Regions from separate parts of the Homo sapiens genome. Here region 1 is linked to region 2. The links are chromatin loops, found by intact Hi-C in ENCODE. Cell type or tissue: HCT116. All regions are shown on one strand. Region 1 overlaps LINC01081 (long intergenic non-protein coding RNA 1081). Region 2 has its middle 120 kb from the start of LINC01082.

What was found. A loop is a pair of places that touch in the nucleus more often than their neighbours do. Peaks named below come from ENCODE experiments on the same cell type or tissue, not always from the same donor. Only the 100,000 strongest peaks of a DNase experiment are listed, where the experiment ranks them.
Region 1: a loop joins it to region 2, with 6 times the contacts of the local background. A loop is called at or near these places in 2 of 110 quality-filtered maps.

What each region holds. Positions count from the first base shown.
Region 1 is chr16:86,251,656-86,254,155 of GRCh38, reverse strand. All of the region lies in intron 3 of LINC01081 (long intergenic non-protein coding RNA 1081), which reads left to right. Among named protein-coding and RNA genes, the nearest start is that of LINC01081, 33 kb to the left of the region's middle. In HCT116, CTCF peaks have their summits at 1,124 and 1,324 (motif pointing left); a DNase peak (open chromatin) is centred at 1,275; H3K27me3 peaks cover 535 bases.
Region 2 is chr16:86,072,011-86,074,510 of GRCh38, reverse strand. No RefSeq gene overlaps it. Among named protein-coding and RNA genes, the nearest start is that of LINC01082, 120 kb to the left of the region's middle. RefSeq lists an enhancer at 1-135. In HCT116, a CTCF peak has its summit at 1,506 (motif pointing left); a DNase peak (open chromatin) is centred at 1,510.

The sequences.
Region 1 (2,500 bases), 180 kb before region 2:
GTGGAAGGATCTTTTGAGCTCAGGAGGTTGAGACTGCAGTGAATCATGATCGTGCGACTGCACTCGACAGAGCTAGACCCTGTCTAAAAATAAAAAATAAATTTTGTTAAAAATCAGTCCAATAAATTTGATTTCTACCCTTTGCTATCTTTAATACCAAGCAACATAACCACTTTGAGGCTCAGCTTCTCCATCACTAAAATAGACACCATAGAATAGTTAGTAAAATATTATGATGATTAAATACTTAGTACAGGTTAGCACATGGGAAAGGTTCAAAGTGATAGCTGTCATTATCATCATAAGGAGTGTTTATTTCATCCTCACTATTTAAATAATGTACATCAGTCAGGAAAATAGAAACAACACCAGCCTTGTGTTGGGGGACGGGGCTGAGGGGTAAAAGTCGTCATCACATAAAATTTGCTATTTTCTGGCTGGGCGTGGTGGCTCATGCCTGTAATCCAAGCTCCTTGGGAGGCCAAGATGGGCAGATCACCTGAGGTCAGGAGTTTGAGACCAGTCTGGCCAATGTGGTGAAACCCAGTCTCGACTAAAGATAAAAAAATTAGCCAGGCGTGGTGGCACATGCCTGTAATCCCAGCTACTTGGGAGGCTGAGGCAGGAGAATCGCTTGAACCCGGGAGGCGGAGGTTGACATGACCAGAGATTGCTCCATTGCACTCCAGCCTGGGCGACAGAGTGAGACTCCATCTCAAAAAAAAAAAAAAAGAAAAAAAAAAAAAATTTACTATTTTCACCATTTTTAACTACAATTTGGTGGCATTAAGTACATTCACATTATTGTGCACCCATCACCATTATTCATCGCTATAGCTTTTTCATCTTCCCAAACTGAAGCTCGATACTCATTAAACATATCAGTTATTTTAACACAGAGAATTTAATATAAATATGTTTTAAAATCTAGTTATTGGAACACTGAAAAGAGGCAAAAGGGAACTTTAAGATACTGCAGAGGCAAGAATTACAGATGGACTCAGCTAACACCTCCAGGGCTAGGACGACAAAGGGAAGAGGTTGAGGTTAGGAGAATTTGGGAGCTTGGAGGAGGGGTCCTATGGAGGTAAGACCCAGACCCTCGAGGAAACAAAGCTAAGCAGCTGAGGCTGGCGTCTCTGAAGGGTGGGGGTGGAGGGGTGCAGCATGGATGGGGGAAGAGATTCTGGAAAGTGGAACCAGCTGCTTCTGACAAGGTGAAACCCATTGATGCTGGGATGCTGATGGGAGGGGAAGGAGCTCGGCTCTCCTGCCTTCTCCTGCGTTGCCCTCTAGCGCCCCCTATTTGTGTAACCAAACAGGGAGCAGCTGGCAATGGTGAAGTGGGGTTGCCCAGCCCCACTGGAGCATCACTATGCAAAGAACAGAAGGACAGTGTATGAGGGCCCGGGGACTGCCGTAACAAAATACCATGACCTGGGTGACTCACAGCAACAGAAACGTATTCCCCCACATTCTAGAGGCCAGAAGTCCAAAGTCAATGTGTCAGCTCCCTCTGAGTGCTCTAGGGGAGAATCCTTCCTGCCTCTTCCAGCTCCTGGTGGCTCCAGGCTGTCCTTGTCTTGCGGCTGCAGTGCTCCAATCTCTGTCTCCATCCTCTTGTGGCCTGTCCCCTCCCTGTGCATCTCTTCTTCTTTTAAGGACTCCAGTATTCCCCAATACTGAATTGGGGCCCATTCTAATTCCCACTGCAGATGGTTCTGGAGCTGAGAGACAAGAGCTTTATAACCAGCACAGGCATTGTTCTGAAACTCAGGTGATAGGGCCCACATCTACTTACACAAGGCACGCAGGACTTTCAGTGCCTCTGTTTCCCCGTCTGTAAAATAGGGGATTGGATTAGCAAACAAGTGAAGATCAACTATGTGCAAAGGCTCCAGGCCACATGTGCCAAATATGAGAGAGCAAGGCCCAGTTCCTGCTCTCCAGGTGCTTCGGGTGAACAATGGCAGCTCCGAGTGAGCAGTGCAGGTGACCTCAAGGGAAGGGAGCTTGGGGAAGGTCCACGCCATGTGGGCATTGCAGGATGCCTGGGTGAAAACCCCTGTTTGTTTGACCTAGTGGAGGACAAGAGCCACCCAGCTGGGTGTGGATGGATGTGTGGATTTATAGGATCGCCATGCCTTTCCCGAAGCTTTTTGATGGAATTGAGGGATCCCAGACGGGGCACAGAACTCACACGCACAGTGCTTGAAGTGGTTTTCAAAGGACAGGCTGCAGCTTCCATATTCATCTGACTGAGAGTAATGTAAACTGCCTCCCTCACTAGAGCTACAGTTTATTTGTACAGTTTGGGCCATTTCTGTAAACATTTGACCCATTTCGAAATCCAATCCAAAAGGAAAGCAAATGAGGGCTTTTATATTGTGCAATGGAATTCACGATCGACGGCGGTAACATTTTACCTATTGCAATGTATTGAATGCTGCATTCAAGAAGTAAGATAAAGGAATTTTTAAACATCTCAAAACTCAGGGAG
Region 2 (2,500 bases):
TCTTTGATAAAAGAGTGTTGACTGGGTTGCACGCTTTAAATGGTTAATTGTATGTTATGTTAATTTCACTCCAGTAAAAGAAAAGATTTGTGTTTTTCTCCACTGTCTGCCCCTCATCCCACTCACACTCACTCACACACTCGCAGACTCACTCGCACACACACTCGCTCACACTTGCATACTCATATACACACACTCGCACATGCTTGCACACTTATACACACTCATCCTTGCACACACTTATACACACCTACACACACTTGCACACTCATACACTCATACACACTCACTCACTCACATAAGCACTAGCAGATCCACTGTACCCCAGGAGGGACCTACAGACACAGGGTGGACGCCGAGATAATTCCCCAAACTCTCTCCCTGGAACCCCACTGACCTTTTCAAGGGGCTGTCAGAGGAGAAATGAACTCACTGGATTAAGGCAGAGAACAGGACTCAGGTGGAAGAGGCCAGGCTGGGGGCATTCTGATAAGTGGGGAAGAGGAGAGACATCAGCCCCTAGGACCACACCCAGACCTGTGGGGCCGCATGTCAGGGAACCCTGGACAGTCCTGGGCAAGCAGGGGCAGCCAGGGTGGGAGGGGGGCTCTCGAGTGAGAGGAGAGAGTCCACCCTTGTCTGTTATCACATTGAAAACTCACACCTCTGCAAAGGTGGACTATGTCCTCAGCCTGTAGCTGGGTAAACTGAGGCTCAGAGACACAAACTGACCTCAGATCACATGTCCAGTTAGTGGTAGCGCCAAGAATCAGCCTCAGTTCCGCTCCACACCCAGAGATAAAGGTGAACTGCAGATCCGCCTAGGTCCACGATATCCGACATAATTAAGCTTTCAGAGGCTTGTACTGCCCGAGGCACCCAGGCTAGGAGCCTTCCCCTCTCCTTTGACTCTGGACTTTTGTGCTAAAAGGAACTTCAAGAGGAGTTAATATGGCATCCCATTTAACGGAAGAGTAAACGGACCAGAGAGGTTAAGTGATTTGCCCAAGGTCTCACAGCTAATTAGGACCAGACCAGACCCACAGCACAGGCTTCCTGCGTGCCCCCCTTCCCCGCCCTCCGCAAGCGGGGTGACTCCCAGGCTCACTGCAGGTGTCTCCAGGGCAGGTCTGCTCCCACAGATTCCGTGACCATGACACCTGCAGGCATTGCTGGGCTGCACCTGATCCATCAGACCTTCAAACACCTGTAGAAACCGAGGTCCATTCCTGAGCTCATCAAAAATCTAACCCACGCCCCCCGCAAGTCCTTCAAAATTCTGGAAAGAGAGAAGGTTTTTTGAAACCTAGAAGGAAACAATTGCCCAATTGCCTGTGCATCAAATCAAGTGATTTTTTCCCCCACTCACACGGACTGTGGGATTTTTTTTTTTTTTTTTTTTTTTTGAATCTCCCATCAATTTCAGAATTTCAAAGAGGAAAAAAAAAGTGAGCCCTTCTGGGCAGAGCAATTCCAAGCGGCTGGGAATCAGCTGCCCTCTGCTGGACAAACGAGGATGTGGCCAAGTTGATGGTTCTTGCTCACGGGCGACTTAAAGAAATATCTGAGCCCCTTGGCGATCCCCAATATTATTTCAGATCCAGTTCAGATCCAGCGTGATAGGATTTGTGCTTTTTATAGCAGCTGGATTTGTATTTTCTGAAAAACTAACAGCTACCCAGAACCCAGAACTGCTTTTAAACTATAATCGCGCCTTTATTGGGCCACTGCTGTCTGCTGAGCCCTGTTCTAGGCACGGGGTATGCAGCTGTGGCCTGGACGGAGTAAACCCCGCCCCGTGGAGGCTGCCTGTTCTAGTTGGGGCCACAGACGATCAGCAAATTAACAAAGCAATTAACAAAAAAGCCAGGTGGTTGTAAATGCTGCGAAAAATAAATCTCTGAGGCAGGTACGGAGTGGTCGGGGTGATGGCTGATGCTGTGTGGTGGGGGCAGGGGGGCAGGCAGGCAACTCTGAGCCAAGATCTGAATGCAGGGAGAGCGGGAGTCACCTGGCGGTCTGGGGGAAGAGTGCTCCTGGCAGAGGAAACAGCCGGTGCAAACGCTTGGAGGATGGGGTGTTTTTGACTGGTTGAAAGGAGTGTAAGAGAGGGCCAACATGTCTGGGACAGAGGGACAGAGGGGAAGCGGGGAGAGAGATGGTCAGGGGCCATCTCAACAGCCCCCGTGGACATTTAAATCAGAGTTAGGTCCCAGTAAATATTGGAGAGAATCACTCCATCTCCGGGTGATGCTCTGGCTTTTGTGAATTGAGGGACTCCTTGAGGATGGGACCACAGTGGGAGGCTAGGGTGGGGCAAGAATACAAACAGGAATCCCAGAGCTTCCGGGAACCAGGAGGACCTGGGAGATCATCTAGTGAAGTCCAGCTTCCCCAGCTTTAATCATAGCAGTGGCGACAGCAGGTCTGACTGGGGAGCCCTGACCAGCCGAGCAGCCCTTTGTGCTGGGTTGAATGGTGTCCCTCCAAATGTGTGTCC